Regions from separate parts of the Homo sapiens genome. Here region 1 is linked to region 2. A link is an interaction called in ENCODE POLR2A ChIA-PET data of the cell type or tissue named here. Cell type or tissue: GM12878. All regions are shown on one strand. Links, peaks and the distances in the headings refer to the core of each region. The heading gives the core; the rest is flanking DNA. Region 1 overlaps MPV17L-BMERB1 (MPV17L-BMERB1 readthrough). Region 2 overlaps MYH11 (myosin heavy chain 11).

Region 1 (6,584 bases), core at 639-5,638, 200 kb before region 2:
CTCTGTGAGCTGACTTTTTACCTAGGGTGGAGGAGTGGATGGAAGTGGCTGTTCCTACACACCCACACTGCCTGTGCAAAACCGTGGGCTGCCTGCACCACACACACAAGCCTGTTTGATTCTCATACAACCCCAAGACAAAGGTGTAATCCCTTTTCAACAGTGACAGCACTGAGGCTGAGAGCAGCAAAGTAGGTCATAGCCAGTCAATGGGGGTACTGAGATCTGCATTGAGATCTGGCTGTGTCTAAAGCGGGTTGTATCCTCTCTGTGCTTGCAGAATGGGGCTCGAGGGCTCATCTAAACCCCTCATCTTATTTATTTATTTTTATTTATTTATTTATTTATTGAGACGGAGTCTCGCTCTGTTGCCAGGCTGGAGTGCAGTGGTGCAATCTCGGCTCACTGCAACCTCCACCTCCCAGGTTCAAGTGATTCTCCTGCCTCAGCCTCCTGAGTAGCTAGGACTACAAGCACGTGCCACCACGCCCAGCTAATTTTTGTATTTTTAGTAGAGACAGGGTTTCACCATGTTGGCCAGGCTGGTCTCGATTTCTTGACCTCGTGATCCGCCCTCCTCGGCCTCCCAAAGTGCTGGGATTACAGGCGTGAGCCACCGCGCCCGGCCCAGACATGACATCTTTTTCTCACCTGTCTTAAGATACCTGCAGCCTCTGTAACTTATTTTTAAAAGGAGACAATAAAGACTATTTTTAAAAGTCAATCCTTGCCTCTGAAAACCTACCTCTGCCTTTGTCGTGGTCTCTGCTGGGTTTCCATTAGGCTGCAACTCAAGCTGCTGATGCCTCCATTTCATGTCGTTTTCACAAACATTTTGTAAAGCAGCAGCTCTATTATTCCAGCAGGGCCTGATCACCTCTCCGCACCCAACGCTGATAAAAATGACCCGCTTTCCCCTATCGTCCCAGCGTGAAAGACCAAGATGCTGAATGACACGGGTTGGCTTTCTTTTCCTTCCGAACATTAATCAGGTTCTTGAAGATAACATCTCTCTCTGGAACGAGCCGGCAGCAGCAGAGTTTGATTTCCAGGTTCAGCCCTAATGGTACAGAGACCTGGACTAATGTGGCTTATTCAAAGTTCCAGCCATGCTTCTAAAGCATGGCTTATTCGAACTTCCAGCTATGCTTTTAAAGCACTTTGCATGAACTATTCACATGTCTTTTGAACAATATGATTTAATGGCATTGGAAAATCATCATGATGTCATGCTTGCAATGAGCAGGACAGCTGTATGTCTTGATCCAATACACATTAAAAATGCACCTATCCACACATATGTATCTGTGAAAATGTCTTCAGCTGCAAGTAACACAGCGTCCGACGACTAGTGTCTTAAATCTTGGGTGACCAGCTGTCTCTGTTTGCCTGGGACTGAGAGGTTTCCAAGGATCTGGAAACTGCAGTGCAGAAACTGGGACAGCCCCAGGCAAACCAAGTCAGTTGTTCACACTACTTAAGTCATAAGGACATTTAATATTTACTTGAGGCTGGACACAGTGGCTCACACCTGTAATCCCAACACTTTCGGAGGCTGAGGCAGGTGGATCACGAGGTAAGGAGTTCAAGACCAGCCTGGCCAAGATGGTGAAACTCCATCTCTCCTAAAAATACAAAAATTAGCCAGGCTTGGTGGTGGATGCCTGTAATCCCAGCTACTCGGGAAGCTGAGGCAGAGAATGGCTTCAACCTGTGAGGCGGAGGTTGCAGTGAGCCGAGATCATGCCACTGCACTCCAGCCTGGGCAACAGAGCTAGACTCCGTCTCAAAAAAAAAAATTTTTTTTGACTTGATAAGCAGTCCAGATGCAGGTGGCCCGAGGGTCAGTGGGGTGGCCCCAGGATGCTATCAAGGGTCTGGCTGTTTCCTTTCCTCCCCTCTGCCCTAGATAGCGAACCTGTCCCCTTCTGCCCATGGGTAGTAAGCCAATCGCTGTTATGATGGATTTGGCAAAAGAAAAGAATTTATTCACACCAACGCAGCCAAGCAAGGAGGCAGGAGAAAAGGTCTCATACTTGCCTCCCTGAAGATGGAATTTAGGGATCTTTATGGAATAAAGGAGCAGGGTGGTCTAAAGTGTGGGAAGAGGTGATTGGAGGCAAGGAAAAGTGAGGTCATTGGCAATCTGCACATACATAGCCAAGCTTCCTGGATCTTCATAGGGTGCATGTTTAGAAAATGGCAGCATTAGCATGATCTCGGGGAGTTTTGGGCCCTCTGACGTCAAAAGGTCACTTCTCCGGCATTTGCACAGGTTCAGTTGAAGGGTCATTGATCTCAACGGGTTCGAACTGGACAGGAGCTGCCCCCATAGTCCTGAAAAACAACTTTAAGCAACCATTACCGTAGTCACATATGTGTCGTAGCGACATATATGTGACATATGACATATATGTACCATAATGACATATAGTGACATATGTAAGGAAGCCGGTGGGGGGGTTAGGTATATATCATTTGGCTGCTTGACTTTTAGCTATATAAGTTTTAAGACCAGCTAGAAGTAAGTGGTTAAAAGCAAGCAAGGCAAGTTAAGTTTGGTGGGCTTCATCAGGTTAGCGTTCGGTTTCGCCATTCTCACGTGAGTGGCTGTAGGAGCTTAGGACCAGGACAGGGGAGAACCGAAGGCCCTAATTATCCTTCCCAGAAGCCTGCCCAAGCGGAGTTTCTCTTAAGGGCTTTCTCTAAGCCCACCAAACTTAACTTGCCTTGCTTGCTTTTAACCACTTACTTCTAGCTGATCTTAAAACTTATATAGCTAAAAGTCAAGCAGCCAAATGATATTTAACTAAACCCTCCACTGGCTTCCTTATATATGTCACTATATGTCATTATGTTACATATATGTCATATGTCACCTATATGGCACTATGACACATACGTGACTATGGTAATGGTTGCTTAAAGTTGTTCTCTTACATTTCATTGGCCCAGAGTAGATGTCATAGCTACCTCCACTTGCAAGAGAGCCTGGAAAAGTATGTGTCTAGCCAAAGCAAATGGGATTCTGTGACTGGCTTCCATCAAGGCAGGGCAGGTTGCCTCCTGGACAAATCAGAGCTCTGGGAGAAAGCGGGAGGGGAAGGTCTACAACCAGTCATGCCCGCTGCAACTCATGGAGCCACATGGAGAGGAGACAACACGGTGAAATTGTCAAGAGCAGGAGCTAGGGCTGAATCTGGAAGGCCACTTACCAGTGCAGAGCTTTGGGTGTGTTGCTTAACCTCCATGTACTCATCTGTAAAATAGAGCTAAAAACAATGTTTCTCTTCCTGGACTGCTGTGACGGTCTAGAAGAGTTTATGCACAGAAAGTGCATTTACATGTAAATGCTCCGTAAATGCTGACTTCTTGTTTGCCTTAATGGCAGAACCCATCCTTCCATATTCCAGAAAAAGACTTGATTTTTAGTTACGTGAATGGACACCTAACCCTGATGGACAGCTTGGGGTCGGGGGACAAGCTTCTTTCTTGGAAGGATGTTCAAAGGACCATGAAGCTTTTGGTTTTGCCAACTGGGGTTTGTAAGTTGAAGAACAGAGCTGAGTAATTCAGGACAGGGGTGTCCAATCTTTTGTCTTCCCTGGGCCACATTGGAAGAATTGTCTTGGACCACACATAAAATACACTTATAGTAACAATAGCTGATGAGCTTAAAAAAAAAATCACACACAAAAAAAATCTCATGTTTTAAAAAGGTTTACAAATTTGTGTTGGGCTGCCTTCAAAAGCCATCCTGGGCCTAATTTGGACAAGCTTGATTTAGGACCTGATGGTCCTCCTTTAGCGGAAGGTGTGTGGAGGAGGTAGAGAGAGAGAGAGAAGAGATGAGACATGAGGAAAACAGAGCCATCTCATAGGGACGTTGATGGAGTCCTGCAGCGTGAATCCCGTCAGCAGTTCTGTAGAGCTCCACCTCGCTTGTCAATGGGTTGTGGGCTTGGATCTTTTGGGAGGATTCAATGACATGCTAAGGGCAGCCTTGGAGGTGGACAAAGGGCCAGGGCAAAGGCCCCCAGGGCATGCCCGCCACCCTTAGGTTACATGGAGGAAAAAGATTGCTGTGAAATACACCAGAACCCTCGGAGTAGAAGTGGCCTCTGCTACACGTAGGTCAAGGTTCTGCATACTTTCATCTTCCTTCTTTGTACTTGTTTGTATTTTCCAAAATTTCTACAATGATTAGGGATCCATTCTATAATCAGATAAAATTGCCATTTACAAACTTTTATTGGCCAGGCATAGTGGCTCATGCCTGTAATCCCAGCACTTTGGGAGGCTGAGGTGGGTGGATTGCTTGAGTCCAGGAGTTTGAGACCAGCCTGGGCAACATGGCAAAACCCCTTCTCTACCAAAAATACAAAAAATTCTCCAGGTGTGGTGGCGCCTCCCTGTAGTCCCAGCTACTCTGGAGGCTGAGGAGGGAGGATGGCTTGAGCCCAGGAGGCAGAGATTGCAGTGAGCTGAGATTGTGCCACTGCATTCCAGCCTGGGTGACAGAGCCAGACTCCATCTCAAAATAAAATAAAATAAAATAAATAAATAAAAATAAAAACTTTTACAAAGAAGAGTATAAGCACTGAAAGTTATTTTTAAAAAGGTTTTACTTGTTAGCTCCATTCCTCAGAAATAGTGCTTCTTCCACATCATTTTCTCTTTCCTTTTTTCTCTGCTGCTTTTTTTTTTTTTTTTTTTTTTGAGACGGAGTCTCGCTCTGTTGCCAGGCTGGAGTGCAGTGGCACGATCTCAGCTCACCGCAATCTCTGCCTCCTGGGTTCAAGTATTCTCCTGCCTCAGCTTCCTGAGTAGCTGGGATTACAGGCGCCCACTACCAACCATGCCCGGCTAATTTTTGTATTTTTAGTAGAGACAGGATTTCACCAAGTTGGCCAGGATGGTCTTGATCTCTTGACCTTGTGACCTGCCCACCTCAGCCTTCCAAACTGCTAGGATTACAGGTGTGAGCCACCACGCCGGCCATTTTTTTTTTTTTTTTTTTTTTTTTTTTGGGAGAAGGAGTCTCACTCTGTTGGCCAGGCTGGAGTGCAGTGGCATGATCTTGACTCACTGCAACCTCTGCCTCCTGGGTTCAAGCGATTCTCCTGCTTCAGCCTCCTGAGAACTGGGGATTACAGGCATGTGCCACCACACCTGGCTAATTTTTATATTTTTAGTAGAGAAAGGGTCTCACCACGTTGGCCAGGCTGGTCTTGAACTCCTGACTTCAAGTGATCCTTCCACCTCGGCCTCCCAAAGTGCTGGGATTACAGGTGTGAGCCACCCCACCCAGCCATTCTCTGCTTCTTTCTCACAGCTAATGATAATAATAGTAAAGGCCAAGGGTGGTGGCTCATGCCTGTAATCCCAGTGCTTTGGGAGGCTGACATGGGAGGATCGCTTGAGGCTAGGAGTTCTAGACCATCTTGGCCAACATGGCAAGATTCTGTCTCTACAAAAAATTTAAAAATTAGCTGAGTGTAGGGGCATATGCCTAAAGTCCTAGCTACTTGGAAGGCTGAGGCAGGCAAATCCTTTTACCCCTGGCGTTCGAAGCTGCAGTGAGCTATGATTGCACTGCTGAACTCCAGCCTGGGTGATAGAGCTAGACCCTGTCTCTAAAAAACATAATAATAGTAGATAGCATTTACTGGGCATTTGACTGTGTAGGTCCCAGGCACTGTGCTTAATGCTTGATGTGCATAATAATCCCAGCAAATAGTACTGCCATTATTCCTATTTAAAACATGACGGCTAGGTGCGGTGGCTCACGCCTATCATCCCAGCACTTTGGGAAGCTGAGGCAGGTGGATCACCTGAGATCAGGTGTTCGAGACCAGCCTGATCAACATGGTGAAATCTCGTCCAAAAAAAAAAAAATTAGCTGGGCCTGGTGGTGCATGCCTGTAATCTCAGCTACTTGGAAGGCTTAGGTAGGAGAATCACTTGAACCCGGGAGGCAAAGGTTGCAATGAGCCAAGATCGCGCCATTGCACTCCAGCCTAGGCAACGAGAGCAAAACTCTTTTTCAAAAAAAAAAAAAAAAACATAAATAAATAATTAAAAATGAGTTAGGTGAGACAGAAAAGGAAGTCACTGTACCATGGCCCTTTGAGCCAGAGTTGTTTGGTGCCAAAACTCTGCCTCCTAATCACTACCTGTCTCTCCTTTTGTCCTTTCTCCATCTTCTCCTCTCTTACCTCTCAAAAATTATCAATAATTTGATAATTCTGTGGTTAGAATCCAAGATTCCTCAACTTCAGTGTGATTGACATGGTGGCTGGCTCACTTTCTGTTGTGGGAGCTGTTCTGTGCACAGTAGGATGTTTAGCAGTGTCCCTGGTCTCTACCCACTAGATGCCAGTAGCAACCACACCCCTCCCCAACACACACTCAATTATAATAACCAAATATGTCTCCAGGCATTGCCAAATGTTCCTGGGGACCAAGATTGCCCTGATGTAGCCTGATCTCTGCAAAAGCGTCTGGAGTCTCTCCAGTTGAACGATCGCTGATAGAAACTCACGGGAACAGTCTGTGCCCTCCCGGCAAGTCCACGCTCATTC
Region 2 (6,584 bases), core at 779-5,778:
AAGTCCTTCTGACTCTGGACAGGGCAGTCTAACTCCCCGTGCCTGGCATGCTGTTTCTCCTCTATTGCCTGAGCCCTGACCTCAGGACCTCAATCCCCTCGGGACATGTAGGATTGAGGGGCTCAGGGACCCCCACTCAGGAAGAAATTGTTTCAACGAGACATCACCAGCCCATGCCAATGCTCTTCCTTCCCCTGCCCCCATGTAAAGGCCTCCCCTCCTGGGGCAGGTGTGAGAGTCGGGGGACTTGGGTGTTCAATTCTCCAGCTCAAAGCAGAACATGGACCCGAGCAGAGAAGGCCTTACCGTCCTTCCACAGGTCGGCCACAAACTTGTCGGAGGAGGCATTGAGCAGGGAAGTCACGTTGTCATTCAGCGGGTCCATATTCTTGGTCAGCCAGGCACTCGCATTATAGTCCACCTGCCAAGGACACCCTGCTGGTCAGAACCCCTGGGAAACTAGAAACTTAGAAACCAAGGCCAGGACCCCAGCCCTCCCATTGTCCTTCCAGATCTTCTGAGGTCAGAGAGGAAATGACGTTTATGACCACCATGATGGGACTCCACAAACACCAGTGAAGAGACCAACAGCCCAGGGACCTGTGCCCACGTAGTAGGACATCAGCCAGTGATAGCCATTGCTGGGAAAGCCTAGTTTCCATTCCATATTCTCCTACTAACGCTGCTGTGGTAGCCTCCCTCCTCCTAAGCCAGCACAGTACCTGTGAGTTATACACTATTAAGAGATTTCATGACGGCAGATGCCCTCCTGCCGACATGCAAAACTCCCCCCTCATCATCTTCCCAATCATCCTGGTTTAGAAATTAAGCATGGCAGCCAAGCGTGGTGGTTCACACTGGTAATCCCAGCACTGTGGAAGGCCAAGGTGGGTGGATCATTTGAGGTCAGGCGTTCAAGACCAACCTGACCAACATGGTGAAACCCCATGTCTACTAAAAATACAAAAAAAAAAAAAAAATTAGCCAGGCATGGTGGTGCACACCTGTAATGCCAGCTACTCGGGAGGCTGAGGCAGGAGAATCGCTTCAGCCTGGGAGGCGGAGATTGCAGTGAGCTGAGATTGCGCCACTGAACTCCAGCCTGGGTGACAGAGTGAGACTCTGTCTCAAAATAATTAAATAAATAAATTAATTAAGCATGGCATCCTATTTTCCACTCTCTAATGAGCATAATTTGTAACTCAGAGATCCTGATATATGGATATACAGAAAAAGGACATATAGGCTTTTTACATTCCTGACTCAAACAATGACAATGCCCAAAGCCGTAATTTTTACTATGGTGAATATTAAATGAAAGGAACTGATAATACAGCTTTGCTGGGTTATCATGGGATGTGGGTTATCAGGATAATAGGTAGGCTTGATCTGAGAGAAGACTGAAAATAATAATAAAAAAAATCCACTGATGAAGTAGGGAAAAGAAAAGTGTTGTCTCTATATGCTTAAAGGAACATATACCCCCTTGAATATAGGCTAGGAGTTGGGAAACTTTTGGTGAAGGCCCAGATAGTAGATATTTTTGGCTTGGCAAGTCATACAATGTTTTGTTTGTTTGTTTGTTTTGGTTTTTGAGACAGAGTGGTTCTCTGTTGCCCAGTCTGGAGTGCAGTGGTGCAGTCTCAGCTCACTGCAACCTCCAACTTCCTGGGTCAAGCAGTTCTCTTGCCTCAGCCTCCTGAGTAGCTGAGGTTACAGTTGTGTGCCTGTAATCTCACAGCTGGCTAATTTTTAAATTTTTTTTATTTTTTATTTTTAGCAGAGACGGGCTTTCGCCATGTTGGCCAGGCTGGTCTCAAACTGCTGACCTCAAGTAATCCACCTGCCTTGGTGCTGGGGTTACAGGCGTGAGCCACCACACCCAGCCAAGTCATACAGTCTTTGTCGCAGCTACTCAACTCTAGCACTGTAGTATACAAAAGCAGCCAGCCATAGACATTATGCATACAAATGGGCATGGCTGTGTTCCAATAAAACTTTATTTACAATAACAAGCTGTGGGCCAGATCGGACTCTGTTGCCAGGCCCTGGTAGAGAGCATTGTTTGTGCCCATGATGCAGTGGAGGTACTGAGGAGTCAATAGAATACTACAATTCTGCAAGCCAGACTAAGCTATGTCCTTTGTACATTATCCAGGACTCTTGAGAGCCACAGGGCAAGGGCCTATACAATAACAGCCAAGGCATGTTGATGATGATGATGATGATGATGAATACAACTATCATAGATTTCCCTGGCCAGAGCAGGCTGGCAATAGCAAACTCAAGACCGTGACATGGGAGATTTTTGTTGAAGCCAGGTGTGGATGTATTAGTCACCCCATTCCAGTTGGCCCCGCCTGTTGGGTATAACTTGTAGCAGGAAGGATTTAGAGTCTATACAAGAAAAGCAGGCTGAGGCCAGGTACAGTGGCTCGTGCTCATAATCCCAGCACTTCAGGAAGCCGAGGCAGGGAGATCTCTTGAGCCCAGGAATTCAAGACCAGCCTGGGCAACACAGCAAGACCCCATATCTATACATAATTTAAAAATTTAGCTGGGCGGCCAGGCACGGTGGCTCATGCCTGTAATCCTAGCACCTTGGGAGGCCGAGGCGGGTGGATCACCTGAGGTCAGGAGTTTGAGACCAGCCTGGCCAACATGGCGAAACCCTTCTCTACTAAAAATACAAAAATTAGCTGGGTGTGGTGGCAGGTGCCTGTAATCCCAGCTATTTGGGAGGCTGAGGCAGGAGAATCTCTTGAACCCGGAGGGAGAGGTTGCAGTTAGCAGAGATCACGCCATTGCACTCCAGCCTGGATGACAAGAGCAAAATTCCATCTCAAAAAGGAAAAAAGATTTTAGCTGGGCATGGTGGTGTACACCTGTAGTCCCAGCTACTTGGGAAGCTGAGGCAGGAGGATCGTGTGAGCCCAGGAGGTTGAGGCTGTAGTGAGCTATGATCGCACCACTGCACTCCAGCCTGGGCGACAAAGCGAGACCCTGTCTCCAACAAAAACAGAAAGAAATAACTGTCTGGACGTCACGGTTGGAAAACATGAGAGTGGCTACAGCTGATGCCTTACAGATGCGTAGACAAATTACGAATAGGACTTGGTTGGGATTCGCTTAGCAGCAGATGGCTTTGCAGTTTCCAGGCAGCCCAAGGTTCTGCCACTCTCAGACTGTCTCTGCGCTGAGCAGCCACTGGGGGTCCCCTGAGACAGAGTCCCCTGGGCCCTGTGGCTGGTACCTTCCCAGCATAATGGATGATGGAGAACTCAGTCTTGTCCTTGAGCTGCTTGGGCTTCTGGAACTTGGGGTGGCTGCCCTGCTCCGTGCACAGCTTCTCCACGAAAGACTTGTCCGTGGCTTTGGGGAACCAGCATTCCTCGTCCAGCAGGGCCAGCACACCTGGAGGGTTGTTCTGTGGGAGACAAGTAGGGCTTGAATCAGAGAGAACACCCAACCTCAGGCATTCCATGAAGAGCTGGCCAACTATACACAACGCATGGGCATCCGCCGAGATCTGATACTGTATTTGCCCACATATAAAGATGAGTTTATGACCCCCATGCTTCCAAATCTACCTTCAAATTACCCTGTGCCCAATGGACCAGTAACAGGGATGGAAGGCAGAACATAATGTTTGCTGCCGCCCCCTAGTGGGCAACACGCAGGCAACATCATGAAGAGTTCATAACTCTTTTTTTTTTTTTTTTTTTTTTGAGACAGAGTTTTGCCTTGTCGCCCAGGCAGACGGTGCAGTGGCGCGATCTCGACTCACTGCAAGCTCCGCTTCCTGGGTTCACGCCATTCTCCTGCCTCAGCCTCCCGAGTAGCTGGGACTACAGGCGCCTGCCACGGCGCCCGGCTGATTTTTTCTATTTTTAGTAGAGGCGGGGTTTCACCGTGTTAGCCAGGATGGTCTCCATCTCCTGACCTCGTGATCCGCCCGCCTCGGCCTCCCAAAGTGCTGGGATTACAGGCATGAGCCACCGCGCCCGGCCGAGTTCATAATTCTTGCAAATGAATTTGTTGCTTGACTTGAATTCACCTAGGGTTCCTGTTAGAAAAGTTTTTTTTGGAGACAGGGTCTCACTCTGTTATCCAGGCTGGAATGCAGTGGCGCAATCTCGGCTTACAGCAACCTCTGCCTCCAGGGCTCAAGCAATCCTCCCACCTCAGCCTCCCAAATAGCTGGGACCACAGGCGTGCACCACCAGGCCCGGCTAATTAGTAGAAACCCTGTCTCTACTGAAAATACAAAAGTTAGGTGGGCGTGGTGGTGCACGCCTGTAGTCTCAGCCACTTGGGAGGCTGAGGCGGGAGGATCACTTGAGGCAGGGAGGTGGAGGTTGCAGTGAGGCAAGATTGTGCCACTGCACTCCAGCCTGGGCAACAGAGTCAGACCATGTCATAAAAAAAAAAAAAAAAAAAAAAAAAGCAATGGCAGAGAAGGAAAGGGAAGGGAAAGAGGGTAGGGAAGAAAAAAAGGAAGAAAAAAGAGGATGGAAGGAAGGCAGAAATTAAAGAAAATACCTTTGATATGAAAATGTGGGTTAATGGAAATTGTAAGAGTTCACAAGGATTCAGCTTACAGCCTTTCAGGACTGGGTGATGGATTGGGTGGGGGAATGCTATGTGCATGGGGAGAGTGTGGGGTCCACGTCGGCTCCACAGAGGCCACACACGTGTACAAGGTGTGACGGAGCCCCGCACGCCCACGTGCCCCTCACCGGTCGCTCGATGAGCTCGATGCAGGGCTGTAGGTCCAGCCCAAAGTCGATGAAGTTCCACTCGATGCCCTCGCGCTGGTACTCCTCCTGCTCCAGGATGAACATGGTGTGGTTGAAGAGCTGCTGCAGCTTCTCGTTGGTGTAGTTGATGCACAGCTGCTCGAAGGAGTTCACCTGAGCACATGGCGTGGGGGCGGGGCGTGAGCATCTTGGTATGAAGTCAGAAGACAAGGAGCCCCACAGAAGCTCCACCCGACAGCGCCCCCATGGCCCGCCCACATCCTGTTCTGCCATCCCAGCACCCAGACAGGGCTGAGGCCCCAAAACATGCTGCCTAGAGTCCACCAGGGCTGGTGAAGTTGATATCACATGGCCCTCACACACCTTAAAGATGCTTATCTCCTCCATCTGCACAACCATCTATGGATGGACAAACCTCGTAAGGCACGCTACTGCATGTACAGATGTGGAAACATTTTACAGATGTGAAAACAGAGGCGCAGAGAGAAAGTGACTCGGTAGTACACTTCTTTCGGGACATCTATCAATCTTAAAACCTCCTGGCTGGGTGTAGTGCTCATGATTGTAATCCCAGCACTTAGGGAGGCCAAGGCGGGAGGATCACTTGAGGTCAGGAGTTTGCGACCAGCCTGGCAAGCATAGCGAAACCTCTCTCCACTAAAAATACAAAAATTGGCCAAGCACAGTGGCTCATACCTGTAATCCCAGCACTTTGGGAGGCCGAGGCTGGTGGATCATTTGAGATCAGGAGTTTGAGACTAGCCTGGCCAACAGGGTGAAACTCTGTCTCTACCAAAAAAAAAAAAAAAAGTAGCCAGGCATGGTGGCACTAATCCCAGCTACTCGAGAGGCTGAGGCAGGAGAATCACTTGAACCTGGGAGGCGGAGGTTGCGGTGAGCCAAGATTGCACTACTGCACTCCGGCCTGGGCAACAGAGCGAGACTCTGTCTAAAAAAAAAAAAAAAATTAGCTGGGCACAGTGGTACACTCCTGTAGTCCCAGCTACTCAGGAGGCTGAGACAAGAGAATTGCTTGAACCCAGGAGGCGGAGGCAGCAGTGAGACAAAATTGTGACACTGCATTCCAGTCTGGGCGACAGAGCAAGACTCTGTCTCAAAAAAAAAAAAACAAGACAAGACAAAAAAAAAACCTTCCCTTTCTCTGAGAACTTTCTTCAAACCCATGGGTAAAGGATCCAATATCCATGTTTCTACTACATGAGGTATTGCAAGCTCCTGCAAACAGTTCTTGGCTTGGAGGTGACCATGTAGCCCAATTCAGGTGAGTAAGAGTCAGTGAGACTTAATTCCAAGATTTTGGTTGGAACTGTTAGAAAAGAGATATGTGCTTTTTTTTTTTTTTTTTTTTTACCAGGATTACTGAGAGGCAGTCTGGAGCTGTGGCAGCCATCTTGCCCCCGTGAGGGGAGAGCCTGCTTGAGAATGGAGCCAATATGGAGGAAGGCAGAGAGAGAGAGAGAACGATGGCGGGAGATCAGACCCTGCCTACGGGATCCAGCTACATGTCTGGCCTTCTCAGTTCCAGAAACCAATGCATTTCCTGTTGGATTTCTGTCTCTTATACCCTCAATGATCCACCCTTAACTAGACAGCCTCCTACCCTACAGTAGCCATCTACATGCCTTTCTCCAAAATCATGACTCCTCCAAGAAAAAGCCCATCTCAGACAACCAAGACCATGGCTCTTAGGATCCCACCGAGCTGTACCTCAAAGATCTCAAATCCAGCTATATCCAGGATCCCCAGGAAGGAAGCCCCTTGCCGATGGGTCTTGTCCAGGGCTTTGTTCACGCGGGTGAGTAT

The links. ChIA-PET counts read pairs that join two places held together with the same protein. Peaks named below come from ENCODE experiments on the same cell type or tissue, not always from the same donor. Only the 100,000 strongest peaks of a DNase experiment are listed, where the experiment ranks them.
Region 1: POLR2A ChIA-PET joins it to region 2 with 9 read pairs; 2 of 35 experiments call an interaction of 5 or more read pairs at or near these places.

What each region holds. Positions count from the first base shown.
Region 1 is chr16:15,556,256-15,562,839 of GRCh38, forward strand. The region is part of intron 2 of MPV17L-BMERB1 (MPV17L-BMERB1 readthrough); the gene reads left to right. The region is part of intron 2 of BMERB1 (bMERB domain containing 1); the gene reads left to right. Among named protein-coding and RNA genes, the nearest start is that of MIR6506, 52 kb to the right of the region's middle. In GM12878, for the core only: no CTCF peak of the experiment used is centred there; no DNase peak of the experiment used is centred there.
Region 2 is chr16:15,753,088-15,759,671 of GRCh38, forward strand. It overlaps MYH11 (myosin heavy chain 11), which reads right to left. Exons shown (of 41, transcript NM_002474.3): 12 at 6,489-6,584; 13 at 4,740-4,913; 14 at 3,254-3,427; 15 at 307-421. LOC124903650 (a long non-coding RNA gene) reads left to right here and starts at 5,848. Exons shown (of 2, transcript XR_007065004.1): 1 at 5,848-6,042; 2 at 6,136-6,584. RefSeq lists enhancers at 4,081-4,714, 4,715-5,348. In GM12878, for the core only: a CTCF peak has its summit at 3,654 (motif pointing left); DNase peaks (open chromatin) are centred at 3,222 and 3,634.